2 separate regions of the Mus musculus genome follow, and region 2 is linked to region 1. A link is a loop called in an ENCODE intact Hi-C map of the cell type or tissue named here. Cell type or tissue: left cerebral cortex. All regions are shown on one strand. Links, peaks and the distances in the headings refer to the core of each region. The heading gives the core; the rest is flanking DNA. Region 1 holds the start of Gm46961 (a long non-coding RNA gene). Region 2 has its middle 300 kb from the start of Gm25833.

Region 1 (9,758 bases), core at 1,209-9,208:
CTAGTTTGAACTAGATCATTATGAAGCCGTGTTTGGTCATACAGTAGTGGTTGATGGATATGGGCTAAGATCTCTACTCTAGAAGTGGTTGAAACCTTTAATTTGGGATTCATTATTTGCAGACAAAGAATGTGTCAGGAGCATTGATGAGGCTCTTCTGGGATCTATGACCCTGTAGAGTGTCCATGTTGGGTATTGATTGGTCTATTGAGGAAAGGCTAAGTATCTATAAGACAATCCCTGTGGTTCCTGGACTTAACTCACTAGAGTGATGAGAATAGAATTCTGGGGGAAGCACCTCAATAAATTCATTCTTAATGTTGCTTCCCACTTCACCCTCACCAAAGGCAATCCTCAGAGTAATTTCTAACCTGTTTGTGGAGAGAAAGGGAGATGGGGAAAAGGAGGGAGAGGGAAAGGGAGCCAGTAAGCATAAAAACACATCTTTAAATTATTCCAAACATACTTCACAAACTACATTAGTGACATCTTTAGATATAACAATTCCAGAAACTTTTTTTTTTTTTTTTGTTGCTGTTGCTAAGTAATTTTTCCATCATTAAACAGTCTTTTAAGGGAGTTTTTTTTTTCCCATATTAGTAACAGAGAGGATTATCCTGCATGTCAGAAACAATTTTGTTCTCTGCAAAGTTTGAAGGTTGTTGGCTTCCCTACCTGGCACTGGAATATTCTTGTCTGAGAGCTGCCTTGAAGTCTCTGGTCCAATTTTCTCTTCCCAGTTTATCAGTCACTACAGAGTCCTCGATAGTCAGTTCTTGCTTCAGATGGACTTGTCTTTGGGCAGTAAATCACCGTCTTGGCCAGGAAGGAGGAAGACAAAGGAGGCCACGTAAGGATGAGACGCTCCTTATGTCCATTCCCACTTGTCCCTGAAGAAAGGCATGTGGGCACAAGCCAAGTCCTTTCCTGTGTGTGCATGTGTGCATGTCACAACGTGGCACAAAAGTCTGGTCCCAGTCTGGAAAGTGAAGATGTGTCTCTTGATTTCAGAAGGACATTAGGCTACAGCCATTTCACTTCACATGAAAGAGAAAACAGTAAGTGGATCAGGGTTTACTAACCTCAGAGGGGCTAAGCCTCTGAAATTTACATATTGGCTGTTGTGGGTTCCAGCTTACTCTATACGTGTGATAAACTGAATTCTGAGCTCTCTGCCTTCCCCCATGTGTCTACCACTGACATATTGTGCTTGGTTGTTTTTACCATTCCAGTTTTGTTCCCCAGGTGATGTAATTTGGCATATGTGTGCTAGAATTGAATGGCCTTCTTTGGATAGATCATTGAGGAAGAAGGTGGTAAGCTAGCTAGTTTGAAGATGTTTTGTCTTGTCCATAGACTTGTAAGGTTATTGTGCTAAGTAGAGGAATTAAATATGAAGATCAATCTACAGGGAGCTCTAGCAGTAGTCACTGGATTGTACAAAAATACAACTGCATGCACCCTAGCATAAGAGACACGATCTGTACATAAGCTTATTAAGCTAAAAAATATTTTTTCCACGCAGGAATAACAAGGCATGGAGCCTAACTGCATCAAGGTATTCCAGCGAGGGCTGTGGAAACCACCAGAGAAACACTTCTGTCCACACGCATGCTCTGGGCAAAGGTTGGTTGTATAACTACTGCCAGTGAAGCCTGGGGACTGAAGAAATTGAAGAAGAATGTAGAGATTGGCTGAGGTCTATGGACCCACCAGGCTACAACCTCATCTCCCTGCCTTCCACCTCTGCTTGTACTTTTAGTATTCCACTTTCCCCTTTCATACTGCATATCACCTCCCCTACCTCCTCACCTCTTCTTTTAAAGTACTTTTATTTACTTCTATAGTTCACGGTCTCTAGGCTCCTGACCCCTGTCTAAACTCCCACATAAATACTCATACACAAAATTTAGAAGCTGGGATCTACTCATGACAGAGAATGTCCCCCGCCCCCCATTCCACTTATTTTCCTATCTTATTATACGACTGGATAAAATCTATAGTGTTTACATACAATATTTTCATGATTTATTCATCAGTTTGTGGACATCAGGTTGATATTACTTCTTAAGTTTTGTGTCTAGAACATCAATAAACATGAATGTATAAGGTTCTCTAGTAAAATATAGCCCTTTGTACACAAGTCCAGGAATGATATAAATAGGTTTTATGGTAGTTTTGTGTTTAATCTTTTGAGGAAAGTTATACTTATTTCCATGGTGGCCACACCAGCTTACACTCACACCACCTGTGAATAACGACTCCTCTTTTCCTTCATCTTCATCAGCATTTGTTGTCACTTCTTTTCTTTTAATTAAAAAAAACCTTTTAATTAATTTTTTGAGTTTCCCATCATACACCCCAGTCCCACTAATGTCCCTTTACCCTCATATCTGCCCTTTGCCCTTGCAACCTCCCCCCTCCTACACACACACACACACACACACACACACACACACACACACACACACACACACACAGAGAGAGAGAGAGAGAGAGAGAGAGAGAGAGAGAGAGAGAGAGAGAGAGAGAGAGAACAGAAGCATAGAAATCTCATCATGGAAGCTGTAGTGTGTCACAGTGTGTTCCAAAGTATGTCCCTCTGTCCACACATCTTCATTTTCTTTCCTGACTACTGAAGGCGTTGAGGGGGAGGTGTGGAGGGGACATCAACCATGTACATATACCACCTTGTAGCAGACTTGTGGTGGACTCAGATCTTGGTGGTGGCTCATCTGTGTCCCCACCACCAAGGTCAACTCTGTTGTGTCCTCCAACTCTCCTGACCCTGTGGTTACTTTTCTGACTGCTGAGGTAGTGAGGGGTGGGAGGGGGCATCACCCCTGCACCTGTGCCAGCCCACTGCAGAAGAAGGAGGGGTCAACTCTCCCACACTCATGGGGCTTGCTCACTTGCCACCAGGGCCCGCTCCACGGTGCTAGCTGGGCGAGGTGCAGGGCCTGCTCTCCTAAGTGCTGCCATGGTGAGAGGCGGGACTATCTCTTTAAGAGAGCTGCAGCCAGTGAGGGGCAGGGACAGTTCTGCACAGCCCCTGGACATTCATGTCGACAAAAGTGGCTGCTCAGATCAGGGATGTCCCCATGTTCTCAGGTGGCAATGTGAGCCTCGGATATCAACCCCAACCCTGCCGCTACTCTGTGTAGCCTCAGCCTCAGACCCGACTCTCAGCAGAAGCTGAGGCTGGGATCTCACCATGGCCTCACAACAGGCTGCTGTCCAGCTGCTGCATTTCTCTTTCTCTCTCATCTGCCCACCACTCACTCGTGCATTGTGGAGGCTCCTGATATAGACGGGCCCCTAGGTGACATTCTCGGCACTGCGTGGTGTGGCAGCAAGTGGTGTTTTTGGCTGTCTATGCCACGCACCTGAGGGTTTGTGGGTGGCATTGCGGTCTTCAGGTCTCGGCCTTCCTTCTTCCGGACTGTGTTGGGTAGGTGGTAGGCAGGCCCCTGTGCATCTTCGGCCCTCCCATGCTGTAGGGTGGAGGACCTGCCCCACATAGTGTTGCAGAACTCTGTCTTCCTCCTCTTGCACTGCACTGCCTGGATTTGATTTGATTTTTATGTCTCCCAGGCATAAAACAGCTTAGGCCACTGAGCCAGCCATCAAGCTAGGGTGAACAAAGGACTGCCATGCCATCTGCTCTGCCCCTGACTGATAGAAGAACACCACCACCACCAAGGTGTCCCTTTATCCATTGCCAGGGGTTATCAGCTGTTTTCTTAATAATAGCCATACTGACTAGAGTGATATACATACTATTATTTTAGTTTTTATCTGCAACTTCCTGATTATATCATATTTTGTCTATCTATATTTCTTTATTCAGTCCATTATCTCATTTATTGATTGGACATTTTATACTTTTGGTGTTTAATTTTTGCAGTTCTTTGTATATTCTAGGAGCCAATCCCTCGTTAAAGTAAAGCAATTCTTTTTCACTCTGTAGCTGGACTATTGTTATGTTGATGGTTTCTTTTACTGTGCAGAAGACATTTAGTTTTATATAATCCTCCTTATCAATTCTTGAGAATATTTCCAGTGATATGGAGGTTCTGTTCAGAAAGTTCTTGCCAGTTCTTACACTTCAAAGTTTTTTTTTTCCTGTGCAGTTTCAACTTTTCATGTTTTGAATCAAAGCCTTTGACCCAACTTTGAATTGATTTTTGTGCAGGATGATAGATATGGATCCAATGTAGTCCTTGTGGATGTCCAATTTGCAACTTGTTTTTTTTTTTTCATTTATGTTTTTAACACGTTTGTCAGAAATTATCTGTCCACAGAAGTGCAGGTTATGGGCCCTCTTCCAGTTCATTGTTCTCTGTCTGCTTTTGTGGATGCACCTTACTCTCTTTGTCATTACACTTATGTGGGATAATGTGAGTTTCAGTGATGTGATGTGATGTGATGTGATGTAGGGTTTGTCCTGCTTAGCCTACTCATGGTCTTTTGTGTTTCCATACAAGCTTAGTATTATCTTTCTAGTTCTGTAAAGAATGTCACTAGAACCATGATGGTGATAGCATTAAATCTGAAGATTGTGTTTTTTAGTACAACATTTCACACGTTATTTCTCCCAATCCAGGACATAGATTCCTCTCATGAAACCCAGTCTTTCCTGTGCCTCTGTGATGGCCGGTGTCATTCTTCCTTTTCTGTAAAGAATTTTAAAAACTATCTTGTAGTGTAGTCTTGGCAGTCACGAACTCACTTATAGATTGCTTGTTACACGAGTAGCTTTGCTATCAATTTAAAGCGTGGTTAGATGGTATTTACTTTCCGAATTGAAGGGCATCATTTCGTACTTTCCTGGCTTTTAGGACCGCAGAGGGGAGGATTTGTGTGCTCTGGAATTTGTGTCCCGTGCATGAGCTGGTGTCCCCCTACGGTTCCTAACATTTGTTCTTTGCTTAACATTTTTTTTTTTTAATTTTCTGATTATAAAATGGAGTGAAGAGGATTTTCTCTTGTGAAGTCTGTTTAGAGTTCTCAATTCCTTTTTTATTTCACTGTCTGTTTCTTTTTCTAGACTTGGGAAAAAGGAAAAGTAGGGAAAAAAAAGACTTAACAATAATGAAAGCGTTGACAACCAAAAACTAGAAGAGAAAAAGGTAAAACTTAAGAAAAGTATAAAACAATTAGAAGTATGAATACGTGTGTGTGTGTGTGTGTGTGCGTGTGTGTATGTGTAAGGGACACAGGAGTAAACAAGGAAAAAAGAAAGAAACTAAGGAAAAAAACCTGCTCTAAACTGAAAAAACGCACGAACAAAATTAAATGATTGTATGAAAAGAGATAACAATACACACACACACACACACACACACACATGCACACACACACACACACACACACACACACACACACACACACACACACATATATCCACCCCAAATACATACAGTAAAAATCCTGCTAAGCGAGTATTGTGGGGGAATACACAAAGAAAACAATAGAGAGGAAGATGTGAGGCAGTGTTGGAGCTGCCTCTTCAGAAAAGCACACTCACGGAGGAAGAGGGTCAGGTGAACTTGTGGGCACATCCTTCCGTTTATGTTTTTGCTGAGTCTGTATTGTTTGTCTGGTTAGCGTGAGAGTTTTCCTTGTTGCTGACTAGGGGCCTCTGCTGGCCACATTGAGCTTTGCAGTCTGTCTTTCACCGACTTATTTTTATCCAAGGCTGATCCCAATGCAAGAGGTTTCTGCATCTGTACTTTAGCATGTGAGAGCTAGCTCTGTGCCTGTCTTGAGGGTGGGACTGCTCTGCTTCGGTTAGCTTTTCTTTCAGGAGTAGCTTTCCCTTCCCTTTCCCTTCTAAGGAAGTGTAAGCTGGGGGCAGCATTTAGCTGATTTCTCTGTCATACTTTCCTCCCACCCCCCCTTCTTTTCAAGTATTCTTTTATCTTTAAAATGAGCATCTGAAATTCTTCCTCTATTTCTCTCTGCGGGAAAGAATCCATTTAGTCCACAGACTCACCTTTCTCATAGAGGCAGTCTTCTATTTTATCCATGTGAATTAAAGTCCTCGTGTCCCCTTCAAGTCCCTCCCCAAGAACCTGCACCTTACGTTGACCACTTTACAAAGGCTGAATCACCGATTAGAACCCTGACGCCATTATTGATGCTACGTTGTGCTTGCAGACAGGAGCCTGGATGACTGTCCTCTGAGAGGCTCTACCAGCCCTTGACTGAGACAGATATTTACTGCCAACCATTGAACTGAAGTCGGGGACCCCTATGGGAGAGTTAGGGGAAGGACTTAGGGGAAGGACTGAAGGAAAGGAAGGGATGGCAACTCTATAGGAAGATGAAGAGTGTCATCTAACCCAGACCCCTGAGAGCTCCCAGAGAGAAATCCAGCAACCAAAGAGCATATATGGGCTGGTCCGAGTCCCCCCCCCCCCCCCCGTCCTCCCCCGCACATATGTAGCAGACATATTTGTTTGGCTTCAGTGGGAGAGCATGAGCTAATCCTGTAAAGACTTGATGCCTGAGGGAAGCGGGATGACTGGGGTGGGGGTACCCTCTTAGAAGCTAAGGGGGTGTTGGGGAAGAAATCTGCAAAGGGAGGCTGGGGGCGGGGGCGGCAACATTTATGGATATAAAACAACAACAACAACAGCAGCAACAACAATAATGATAATAAAGAACTTCAGTGACTGTGGAGGGGTGGAATCTGTGCAGGCCCAGAGACAAGTTATCTTTAGCTCCCTCAAGTGGCCATTAACTGCTACTTGAGGCCATTTACTGCCGTCTGTGACCTATCATCTTTGTGACTGTTAGGTAAATCCTTTGGAATACAAGAACAGATCCCAACTCATCCTGACTTGAGTTGTTGGCCGAGCAGCATCCTCACGGCAAACACTGGGACCGTCAGATAGCATCCGAGGTCTGTAGCAGAGGTTCCCCACTTTGCTTTAACCTGCACTCCTGTGCCCATCAATAAATTTGAAAAGTACCTTGTAACCTCTTTTTTTTCTGTTACTGTAAAGCCTCTGAAAATTGTACCTTGTTGGCATTTAAGGTAACCAAAATCTAGGAATCTTGGAAGGGACAATGGTGGAGAGAAAGGAAAAACTGTTTAGGACAAATTTTGTAGGAAGTAGGAATGTAGTGCAGAAAAATGGGAAAGAGGAGAGGGGGGAGAGATGGCCATTCAAAGCTGCGTGAGGGTGCATGAAAAAGCCGTAAGGAAGAATACTACTTTGCAAGTGATTTAACGTACAATTAATAAAAAGGAGTTGGTGTGAGGTACCCTGCATGGGAGGATAAAGCTGCTCCCGGAAGCCATAGGTTATTAAATAAAAATCCTGGTGCCAGGGGTGAGATTCCATGCTATATGTTGGTCATTGAGGTCCTTAAGGTCCTTCAAACAATATAGGCAATTACCATAGCTAATTTCTAGATGCTAAGACCCTATTGCTGGATACACCATGCTCCTGGTTGTAGACCATGGAAAAGCCCAGATGGAGCCGATTGGAGGCTTCCTTTCAGCTGGGTGGATTTCACAGTGCCAGACGATGGTGCACAGTCTTCTGGGTGAAGGAGCTAGTCAGCAGTTGCATTTAGCTATAGACCCTGTGCCCTATTGGATCGACCCCACGGCAGGTAAGATATGCCCACTGGAGCAATAGTGGTATGGCTAGAATGGGGGTAACCAACCATTTTCTGATTGGGTTTGAGGTCCACTCCACAGTATTCATTCCTGCTACTGTAAACCTGGTTAAAGGCTTATGGGGGTGTGGTTAAAGGCCCTAGTGGGAAACTTACTGCTGTTGTTTCACTAAATGGACATGGTTTGTTTTTTGAATGGCCTTGTAAATATTGCTAGGTTGAAAACCTATAGATTAGTGTTGCTCAGACCCTCCTCCCTTGTGTGTGTGTGTGTGTGTGTTTTATGCAGAGACTTATAACGGGTCAAAGCGCTGAAAATAAGGGATGATTGAGTGCTCAGTCATCAATGGTTCGTTTATGTCATCACCATACAAGGTTCAGAGTACACTGCAGGAGAAGGGGTAGAAAGAACACAGAGTTGGTGGAAGGAAAGGGGCTTTGTGCACCATCCTTGGGAATCAGACATGGCTGTTGCACTCACGGACTCAGAGCAGCTTGATTACTTTCTCACAACCAGAAGATCTGGCCTGCCAATATTCCATCACGGGCAGGGCAGGGGCTTATGAGGCTCTTCTTTTCCTTTAAGATTTATAGTCAGTTAAGGACTTCTAATTAGGTTAATTGGGGCTTTTAAGGCCCCTACCCTTTTCTAAACAGCTTTTGGCTGTTAATAGTTGCTAGGGGAGGGAACAAAAGTTTCTTCAGTGATATACCCACTGCTAAGTTGATCATGCTTTGTTAAATAACCCCTAACCCGAGTTTATGTAAGTTACCTCAGCTAACGGGTTATCAAAAAGTGTGTGGGGTTGTGGGAAGGTGGCTTAGCGGCCAAGAACACTTGACGCTCCTGCAGAGGGCCTGAATTTGATTCCCAGCACCCACAGCAGGCAATTCACAACTGTTTGTAACTCCAGGTCCAGGCGATTGGACACATTCTCATGGTCCATAACAGACACACACACATACACATAAATAAAAATAAACCTTAAAAACGGACACAAAGTTAGCAGGGATGTAGTTAGAATGTGAGGGAGATAAGAGAAGGTAATCAGCCTTGAATATGATTAAAATATCTCATACACACATGTCAAAGAGATGTGTGTGGTGGTTGCCAAGGGTGGTTGGATGGTGGGATAAGTAAAACAGTCATATTAGGAGGCCCATTACTCATGGGATCACTGAGGCAGGAGCTATGCATTCTTAACCTATTGTTAAATCACTGTGAATGACAACTTTATTGTAGATGTGTTTCTTAATGTCAATTTTCCTGATAGCTTGGATGATTTGAATGGTAAATTAAGACTGCTTCATCCTATGGAGCTATGTATGGCCTTGAATGAAGGAATATCAGTCAAGAAGGCAGTCTGAAGGTGTGTGACTTCATTCTGAGTGTCTGAGGGACTGCTGTGATTGGGACAGGTGCAGCCCTTCATGCTTGGTGAGAATACTGTTCTTCATTGGTGTGATGTACTGCCACGTGCACACACACTGGACACACTCCCACTCTGGCTATATAAGTGCTCTGCTTGGTTCACTCTGCAAGTTAACCTGGAGATACCAGCTAGATGTTGCTCTCTGGTGTTGAAGCTGAAGCATTAAGTTGCAATAAAAGGCCCGGTCTTGCCTATTTTTGCGTTTTATCATTAGTAGAGTGAGTTGAGCTGGTAACATGAGGAAAGGAAGGAAGCAGGGACAATGAAGGCAATGTCAGTGGTGAAGGAAGTGTCCTTGGTGACATCGGCAGTGACATCAAAAGGCTGTGGTAGAGATGAGGAGGAGCAGAGGCAATAGAGACAGCTGCTGAAGACAAGAAACTTCTGGCCCTGGTACTGGGAGATTTCTAAGGAACTGTCAAAGGGCCAAGGTGTCAGACACCCCAGGCTACCAGCTCAACTCACTCTACTATATATGTGTGTATATATAGTACACACACACACACACACACACACACACACACACACACACACACACACTGTGCATGCATGTGAACACAGTGCTTGAGGAGGCCAGAAGAGATGTTCAGATCCTTGGAGATGAAATTACAGGCTGTTATATGTAACTGCATGTGAGCTGCCTGATATGGGTGCTAGGAACTGAACTTACATCCTCTGAAAAAGCAGGGC
Region 2 (9,758 bases), core at 837-8,836, 1.9 Mb after region 1:
GTTTTGCCATGAACTCCCTCAGTGACTAAAGGTATGTAAGTGACTTTGATGTGTAAGGTGAAATAAACCACTTCCTCTTCAAGTTGCTTTGACTATGGTCTTCATCATAACAATAACAACCCTCAGAAGGACAAAGGTACACAAAGATCTCAAAAAATAAAAATAAAAAATACACAAAAACAAACAAAACAAGTAAATAAAGGAAAACAATCCCATCAAAAACTAGGCCAGGGATGGCCTTTCCTTCAGGCTCTGCTCCACACTTTGTCTCCGTATTTCCTCCTGTGAGTATTTTGTTCACCCTTCTAAAATGCACTGAATCAACCACATGTTGGTCTTCCTTCTTCTTAGGCTTCATATGGTATGTGAATTGAATCTCGGGTATTCTTAACTTATGGGCTAATATCACAGATGTGTCACAGTACCCACTTATGCCACTTCTGAGCACATACTGAAAGACATATGTTTCCTACTACAGAGTCTCATGCTCATCTGTGTTCAGGGTTATTCTAGTCCTAATATCCAGGACATGGAAACATTCTAGATGTCCATCAAATGTTAAGTGGATAATGAAAAAGTGGTTTGATCTGTCATATTCACAATGTATATTATTCTCATTAGCATAGAGAAGATTCCCTAAAATAGGGTATATGTTAAGCCACAAAAAATGTTGTAATTAATTTAAAAATGTTTATATAATCATTGTGACTAAGAAGTTAATATTAAATAGAAGCAATATTTATAAATTTTATTTTAATTAGGTATTTTCTTCATTTATATTTCCAATTCTATCCCAAAAGTCCCCCATGCCTCTTCCCCACTTCCCTACACACACACACACACACACACACACACACACACACACACACACACACACACACAAATACCAAATGGAAGAAGGATAGACATGTCAGCAAATAGTGATGGGAACACTGAATATTAGATATCTGCACTGAGAAGAATAAAACTAGAACCCTGTATTGCACCCTTCACTAATATCAATTCAAAATGGATAAATGATGGCAAGAAGACTGCAAAATAACTCCAAAGACTCAGAATTTTAGACAAGGGAAGCTACCAAATATGCTACAACATTAAGACATAGATCAAAATGTTCTAAACATGACTGGGATCATTCTAGTAATAAGGATAAGGTCAACAACAACAACAACAACAACAAAAAAGGACATTTTGAAACTAAAAGACTTCTATACAGCAAAGGGAACAATCAATTGACTGAATACCTTTTCTATGAAAAAGTAGAAAATCTTTATCAATTGTACATCTGATAGATGATGAATATCTAGGATACATAACTCAAAAAGCAAACAATATAGAAAACAACCCAATAAAATTGGCCATAACTATGAATGAAGCACATGAAATCCCATGTTCTTCTAACACACAAAATGATTATTTATTAAATTAAAAAAAATATTTCCAGGGTAGTATTCTTTTGGTTGGAAAAGTTCTCACACCTATATTATTAAACAAAATTCTAATGCAATGGTGACTTCATCACTGTGAGTTGTTGGTCATGGAGGATGCAGAGGCCACCAAAGAAGATAGAGGCTTACCTTGCTTCTTGCAAGACTTCCCAGGTGAGAGTTCCCATCTTTAGTGTCACTGTACTGCACCTGGAAGAACTCACAAGAGTGAGAAGAATCCCATCTTCGATATCCCTATATGGGACCTGTCAGTATCAATGAGATTTTCAGAGCTGCAGTAAAGATATTATTAAACTCTAATATCACATTTTATAAAAAAAATGATAATTTAAAAGGGAGAAAGGAAAGTATGGAGGCCATACAGGATGGAATAAACGCAAGGATGCTTTTCACATCTAATAAACATTTGCATTGGAACACTCCTATTCCGGCCTATAGGATCTAGATCTTTTATTAACAAGAGTTTGATGACAAGAAGTCTCAAACACATCTAAAAGTTTTGAAATATATAAATGCCGATTTATCTCTTGTGGGTAATACATTTTATATTACATTCATTTTTTTATACCAGTCTGTTCTTACAGATCATTCTGTAAGATTGCCTCAATTTTATTATGAGAACTGAGGAGTGAATGTTAGTCAAAGCAAGACTGCAGCTGACATTTGATGTCTGATTTGCAAAGATGGATCTCTCCAAGGACAAATATTCAATTACAGATATGTTGATATTTATAGAATGATTATTTCTACAATTTGATGATCATATCTCTGAATGTTTGTCTTGGAAACAGCAAATATAAGAAACCTTCACCCCATGTCTCATGATTGTACTGAATAATATTCCTCAAATATCAATATAATATGGTGTGGTTGTTTGGTAATTCTGTAAATTAAAGACAGACCCCCCAAAAATGTATAGCCTTTCCAAAGGTTTTTCTATATGTGGGTCTCAAGAGCATATAGTTGAGCACTTGAAGTTGTTTATGTCCCCCTCATATACCTACAGTGACTTGAGAGGCAGAGTTATTTAGGAAAGCATATACATGTAAAGAAAATGTGAGCCTCAGAATATGGAATTTAAGCCTAAGAAGCACATATGACATGTATATATAAAAAAGCACTAAGGGTAGTATTAATGGTTAAGAATCCTGGAGACTTCAAAGTGCATCTGTGATCTAGCTCCTCAATCATATTTTTTGGGGGAAGATGACAAATTTCTTGGTAAAAATCAAGCTGGGTATATTAATCCATGTTCTTTAGAACTATACAACTTATGAAATCAATTTCTCTCAATGTTTCTCTCTTTCCACACATAAAGACACACACCACACACACACACACACACACACACACACACACACACACACACACACACACATATATATTAGTCATAGAATGATATTCATGGAAATGACATAGCATGTTCTTAAATTTATGTTAGACTAAAAGTAGATAATTAGGCTCCAGTCAGAAAGGTTCTAGAAGGGCTTAAGACATTCAAAGTCATCCAGTGGTAATTAAGAGATATACAATAAAGGTTTCTGAAATACAAAATGATTCACACACATTCTTCCACATCTATGAGACCCCTTAAGAACTTACGGTTTCTCCAGGCCATGTGCTTCTGTTCCACTTTGCCTCTTCTTTCTCCTCCTCTGAATCCTCTCTCTCTTCCATTTTCTTCTTCTCTCTCCCCATTCCGGTTCATCTTCCCTTTGTCGCCCAATCATCAGTACTCCTTTATTTTACAAATTACAGTGGGAAGCAGTTTTACAGGAAATCACCTGAGTGCTGACTCATTCCTTGTTCATAGCCTTTCACAGGAGAATGGAATTTACATCAAATATAATTAGCTCCACAACACATAAATCCAGATATGGGAGGGTCAAGGGGTAACAGAAACTTTTATCTGGAGCAAGTTCACCCTGAGACTTCTTGGCATCAAACTCTTGTTTTCAAAAGGTCAAGATCTTATAGGCTGCCATAGGAGTGCTCCAATCATCTGACTGTACATTTATCAGCAAACACAAAAAACTAGGGTAAAGTGGTTAACCTTTATTTTGAAGGAAGAATGCAGTAAACTAATAATACTGTATCAAAACCTTTTCTTCATTTAAAGATGAACAAGAGAGCAATATTCCTGTCTTCCCTATGTCTCTGAATACGAGAAAGCACATCTACAAGAGACCTGTTTCTCAAGCAATGTTGGGACCATAGTAACCAGAGTTGGTCCAAAGACAGCACCCATCAGCTGATGGCACAGAGGGAAAAATATGTTCCAGTGCAGAGAAGCTATGGTTTCTCTGGTGGCTTTACAATTAGTTCTTCCCTATTTGAGGAGTGGCTGAGGCAGAACAAGGGGGGTGGCCTAGTGGATCAAGGTGAGGGGGCAGAGCCAGCAGTCACCATGTGTTAAGCTGATCGGCTAAGAAAGAGCAACAAGATTTGCAAGAAGAAGAAATCCAAGCCAAGACTGAAAATCTAGGTACCTGAGCACAGGCAAACTTTTGATCAGGTAAGTATGTTTGGATTTGTGCTTAAGAGCTAAAGAAAAAAAAAAAAAAACAAGCCGGTAAAAATCATAGAGAGAAACAATTGACAATACTAAAATGAAATCTTTGTAGGAAAAAGAGAGAGATTAAAAAGGAAATATTTTCTGTGTTAAAAATGAAAAACTTAGTGACAGAGGGTATATGGGTCTCAAGTAATTTTGTTTTGATTACTACCATAGAAATAATATTTTTCATAATGATTACAATTTTATGCATGCACTTAAAGTGAGAGCAGAATGAAGCAGACTGGGTAAGAAAAGACCTGAAATAACCCATGCTAAATTACAGACAATAGAACAAAATTAGACAATCCAGTTGGACGTGGTGGCGCATGCCTTTAATCCCAGCACTCAGGAGGCAGAGGCAGGTGGATTTCTGAGTTTGAGGCCAGCCTGGTCTACAAAGTGAGCTCCAGGACAGCCAGGGCTATACAGAGAACCCTGTCTCAAAAAAAAAAATTTAGACAATCCTCTGAAATCATAATTTTCAGATGAGTCTAATATACAGTCTTCATTGCCACCTTGTGATAAGACTGCAAAACTGCAGTCTAAATCCATTAAAAAACTAAAATGATTTTTTTCTAGCTATAATAATGGGGAATTAGCCCTAGATTATCAGAGTACACAAGGTTATCAAGAATTTGAATAGAGGTCCTTAGAGGCATCAGACTGAAAGAAATTTAATTAAGCAAAACAACATATGGCTTCCATTCATAACTGGGCTACCCAAAATCATGTAAGTCCAAAAGATTGGAGAGATTTTATATCAGCCATATTAGAACCTGGCCCTCAACTACAATGGCTAACATGATGGAAAGATGAGATTTCATTGTGGAACAATAAAATAGAACTGGAGGCATTGATATTGTCAAGGACCAATTACTAGTGAAATCAATTTTCTGAGTTAAGAGTACAGATAATGCTTGATGATGCCATCTTAGAACACTGTTATATAATAGCTTTAAATACTTGAGACAAGGATGAACAACAGGGAAGGTCCGAATCATTAATAAAGACATTCCAGGGTTCATATGAGTCTTTCACCGAGTTTTAACAAGTATCAACTACAGTTCTAAATGGAACAATATTATATCCAACTTTTAGAGAAAGTTCAATTGTATCTTTAGGTTTTGAAAATGCTAATGCTAAATGCAAAAAGCTATGAGACTTTTAAGAGCCACATTTGTACCTATTTAATAGTTTTATGAATTAAAACTATTGTGGATATTGAATCTAATGCTCACAATTCAGTTATGGGTGGACAATTACAAAAGATATAAAACCTAAAATTGCCTATTGCTACAGCTGTGAAAGATCAGGACAATCCATAAAGGACCAAAGAGAAACAGTTAATACAGATTTTTTTTTCTCTAATGATTCAGGGAGAAAGTTTCCTATGATATGTAGACAATGTGAAAGGAACAGACAGAGGACCTATGAATGTCCTCCACAGATATTTGTGAACATTCTTTAATGTTGGAAAACTAAGAGGCCTTGCTCAAGGCCTGACAAAGAAACAATGTGAGGAATTTGTTTAATGTCAACCACAGAAAAAGTGTTATGGAAAGCAACTTGAAAAATTAAACCCTGGTAGGACAAACAGCTAATCAAAACTTAAGTCATTTAACAGAAATCAAGCAGCTTGTATAGATGAGAGGCTCTGCCAGTGTCTGACAACTACAGAAGTGGATGCTCACAACCATCCACTAGACTGAGTACAGGGTTCCCAATGAAGAGTTAGAAAATGGACACAAAGTGCTGAAGGGGTTTGCAGCCTCATAGGAAGAACAACAATATGAAACAACCAGTACCCCCATAGCTCTCAGGGACAAAACCACTGATCAAAGGATGCAAAAAGAGGAACCCATGTTTCCAGCCTCATACATAGCAGAGGATGGCCTTGTGGGACATCAATGAGAGGAGAGGAAGTTGGTCTTTTGAAGGCTCTATGCTCCAGCATATGGGAATGCCAGAACAGGGAAGCAGGAGTGGGTGGGTTAGTAAGCAAGGGAAGGTGGGTTAGGATGGGGGCATTTGGAGTGGAAATGAAGAAAGGGGATAACATTTGCAATTTAAGTAAAGAATACATCTAATAAAAAAAATCACATAATGAAATTTGCAGGTCCAGAGCCTAAGCCTAATTACCTTGGGATATCTCTGTCCCAATAAAAAATCATTCCTTGCCAAAGGAAAAGAAAGAAAGAAAGAAAGAAAGAAAGAAAGAAAGAAAGAAAGAAAGAAAGAAAGAAAGGAAGGAAGGAAGGAAGGAAGGAAGGAAGGAAGGAAAGAAGGAAGAAAGAAAGAAAGAAAGAAACAAAGAAAGAAAGAAAGAAAGAAAGAAAGAGAGTGGGGGGAGGGAGGGAGGAAGAAAATTGATTACAGATTAGACATAAACAATAAAATATTTAAAACTCATATAGAAAAGTTTTCTGATTTAATTGTCAAAAGGAGAAAAAGACTTACATCAGTTATTAGGAACAGACCCAGCAGAGATTATGCCATATACTAATAATGAAATTAACCCATGAGTAATCAGTTAAGATTAACAAAGACATCACAATGATTTTTTGAGAGAAATTATCAACAAATACCCCCAAAGCAAGAAGCAGAGGAGGAGGAGGACTCTATAGGAAGACCAGAAGTCTCAACTCACCTGGACGTTCGAGATCTCTCACACACTTAACCACCAACCAGGGAGCATACACCAGCTGATATGAGGATCCTAACACATATACATTGAGGACTCTCTGGTCTGGATTCAGTCAGAGAAGATGCACTTTACCCTCAAGAAACTTGATGCCCTAGGAAATGGGGAAGTCTGGTGGGGTGAGGGTTGGGGTGTAAGGATATTCTCTTGGAGACAGGGGGCGGTAGGAGAAGATATAGGATGAGATGAGGAACAGTCAGAGGGTGAACTAGGAGGTAGATAAGGATTGGACTGTAAAAAAGATTAAAGAATTTAAAAAAAAGAGAACTAATTGGATTCTTCTTCATATAATATGAACAACAATAATTTCTAAAGCTCCTACCTTTTATACAGATGCCAATAAATCAGGAATAGCAGGTTATAAACCAGAAATTTCATAGAGGCCCTAAAAGATGCTGTCCCCTTCAGATAGCAGGAAGAAATTTTAAAAGAACAATGCCCCCATTTCCAAGATGTGTGTTGGATGGTTTTTCGTCATTTGGTGGGTGAAGGAAGTTTGTCATCATTTAAGGGTTTGGGGTTGGTCACATTGTTAACGGTCTTGGTAAGAGAGGAAATGAACTAAAGGCACTTAGATTCAGGGATCCCTTTCTCTTTCCTCTAAACTTCTTTGTCTATTGTTAGGGGTAAACTGGGAAAGAGGTGATGAAAAGAGAAAAGGAAGTATATAAGTATGATAGACCAGGGCGGGCGTGGTGGCGCACACCTTTAATCCCAGCACTCGGGAGGCAGAGGCAGGCGGATTTCTGCGTTCGAGGCCAGCCTGGTCTACGAAGTGAGTTCCAGGACAGCCAAAAAAGTCAAGTATTTTATATTGGTATAGATTATTTTATTTTGATACAAATTTAAGGTTATATTTTACTACTATATATACATATACACACACACACACACACACACACACACACACACACACACATATATATATATCAACTCTTGTTTTAAATACATATATATATTATATATATTCTCCTTTCACCTCCCCCTCCCCTCTCGCTCCCGGGTCCCTCCCTCCCTCCCTCCACATTACATGAATATTTCCTTCCCTCTTAGTGGAGTTGAAACCTCCTCACTTGAGCAGTTCTGTTTGCTACACTTCTTACCATCTGTAGGAAGTATAAGTGGTCTAATATCCACATATCAGTAAGTACATACCATGTGTGGTTTTTTGTATCTGGGTTACCTCACTTAAGATAATATTTTCTAGTTCTATTCATTTGCCTGCACAATTCATGATGTCCTCATTTTTAATAGCTGAACAGTATTCCATTGTATAAAAATAGCTAATTTTCTGTATCTATAGTTGGTTGAGGAACATCTGTTTTGTTTCCAGCTTCTGGTTATTACAAATAAGGCTTCTTAGAACCTGGTGAAACACATGTCCTTGTGTTTTAGTGGGGAATCTTTTGGGTATATGGCCAAGAATGGTATACCTGGGTCTTCAGATAGAACTATATCCAATTTTCTGAAGAATTGCCAGATTGATTTCCAAAGTAGTTACAGCAGTTTGCAATCTTATAAGAAATGGAGAAGTGTCCCTCTTTCTCTAGATCCTCACCAGCTTTTGATGTAACGTGGGTTTCATAGCCATTCTGATTGGTGAGGGGTGGAATCTCAGAGTTGTTTTGATTTGTATTTCTCTGATGAGTAATGTCTTTGAACATTTCTTTAAGTGCTTCTCAGCCATTCAAGAGTCTTCTGTTGTGACTTTTCTATTTAGCTCTGTAACCCATGTTTTAATTCGGTTATTTAGGTTTATAGAGATTGAATTCTTGTGTTTTGGATATTAATCTCTGTGAAATGTGGGGTTAGTGAAGATTTTATTTCCCAATATGTAGATTGCTGATTTGTCTTATTGACTATGTCCTTTGCTTTCCAGTTTCATGAGGTCCCATTTATCAATTCTTGATCTTAGAGCATGAGCCATTGGAGTTTTGTTTAGGAAAGTTCCCCTGTGCCGATGAATTCAAGGCTCTTTCCCACTTTCCCTTCTATTTGATCCAGTGTATCTGGTTTTATGCTGAGGTCTTTGATTCATTTGGACTTGAGCTTTGTACAAGGTGACAAATATGGGTCTATTTTCATTCTTCTAGATACAGACCACCAGTTAGACCAGCACCATTTATTGAAGATGGTTTCTTTTTCCCACTGCATATTTTATTCTTCTTTGTCAAAGATCAAACTGTGTGGGTTTACTGCTGAGTCTTCAATTTTATTCCATTGATCGACCTGACTGTCTCTGTACCAATACCATGCCATTTTAATCACTACTGCTTTGTAGTACAGCCTGAGGTCAGGGATGGTGATTTTTTTTAATGTTATTTTATTATTGAGAATTGTTTTGGCTATTCTGTTTGTTTGATTGTTTTTATTTTTCCATGTGAATTTCATAATTTCTCTTTCCATATCTTTTAATAATTGTATTGGAATTTTGATGTAGATTATGTTGAACATATAAATTGCTTTTGGTAAGGTGGCCATTTTCAATATTTTAATCCTACCTATCCTTAAGCATAGGAGCTCTTTCCATATGCTAAGCCCTTCTTAAATTTTTTGTTGTTGTTGTTGAGATTTGAAGTTCTTGTTATACAGATCTTTTACTTGCTTGGTAAGAGTTACACAAAGATATTTTCTAGTATTTGTGGCTATTGTGAAGGGTGATTTTTCACTAATTTCTTTCTTATCATCTTTATCTTTTATATATACAGGAAGACTACTGATTTTTTGGATTGATTTTATATCTTGCCATATTGGTAAAGTTGTTTATCAACTGTAGTAATTCTCTTAAGGAATTTTGGGTGTTACTTTGTATCAGCAGGAGTAGAGAAGGGATGGGCACATCTGTGGGATTTCTCATGCACATCTCAATAATTCTGCAAAGATCTGTGAGTCCTGCAGGGCTCAAAATATCAAGAACAACACAGGTTAGTATTTGGAAAACAAGTTCCTTTCTGTGGCACAAAGAATATCAATGTGGAATCCTCCAAGAAAAAAGAATAGAAGTTTTAGTAATTCCCTTTTCTATACATGACTTTTGGTTCTTTTTCCATTA

The links. Hi-C counts contacts between places; a loop is a spot of excess contacts. Peaks named below come from ENCODE experiments on the same cell type or tissue, not always from the same donor. Only the 100,000 strongest peaks of a DNase experiment are listed, where the experiment ranks them.
Region 2: a loop joins it to region 1, with 4 times the contacts of the local background. A loop is called at or near these places in 2 of 42 quality-filtered maps.

Annotation. Positions count from the first base shown.
Region 1 is chr6:70,710,295-70,720,052 of GRCm38, reverse strand. It overlaps Gm46961 (a long non-coding RNA gene), which reads left to right and starts at 1,177. Exons shown (of 3, transcript XR_001785273.2): 1 at 1,177-1,245; 2 at 1,526-1,626; 3 at 6,805-6,974. It overlaps LOC115490474 (a small nucleolar RNA gene), which reads right to left and starts at 3,730; the gene lies at 3,582-3,730. It also overlaps Igk. In left cerebral cortex, for the core only: CTCF peaks have their summits at 5,645 (motif pointing left), 6,744 (motif pointing left) and 9,201; DNase peaks (open chromatin) are centred at 5,658 and 6,750.
Region 2 is chr6:68,823,426-68,833,183 of GRCm38, reverse strand. It overlaps Igk. Among named protein-coding and RNA genes, the nearest start is that of Gm25833, 300 kb to the right of the region's middle. In left cerebral cortex, for the core only: a CTCF peak has its summit at 4,520 (motif pointing left); no DNase peak of the experiment used is centred there.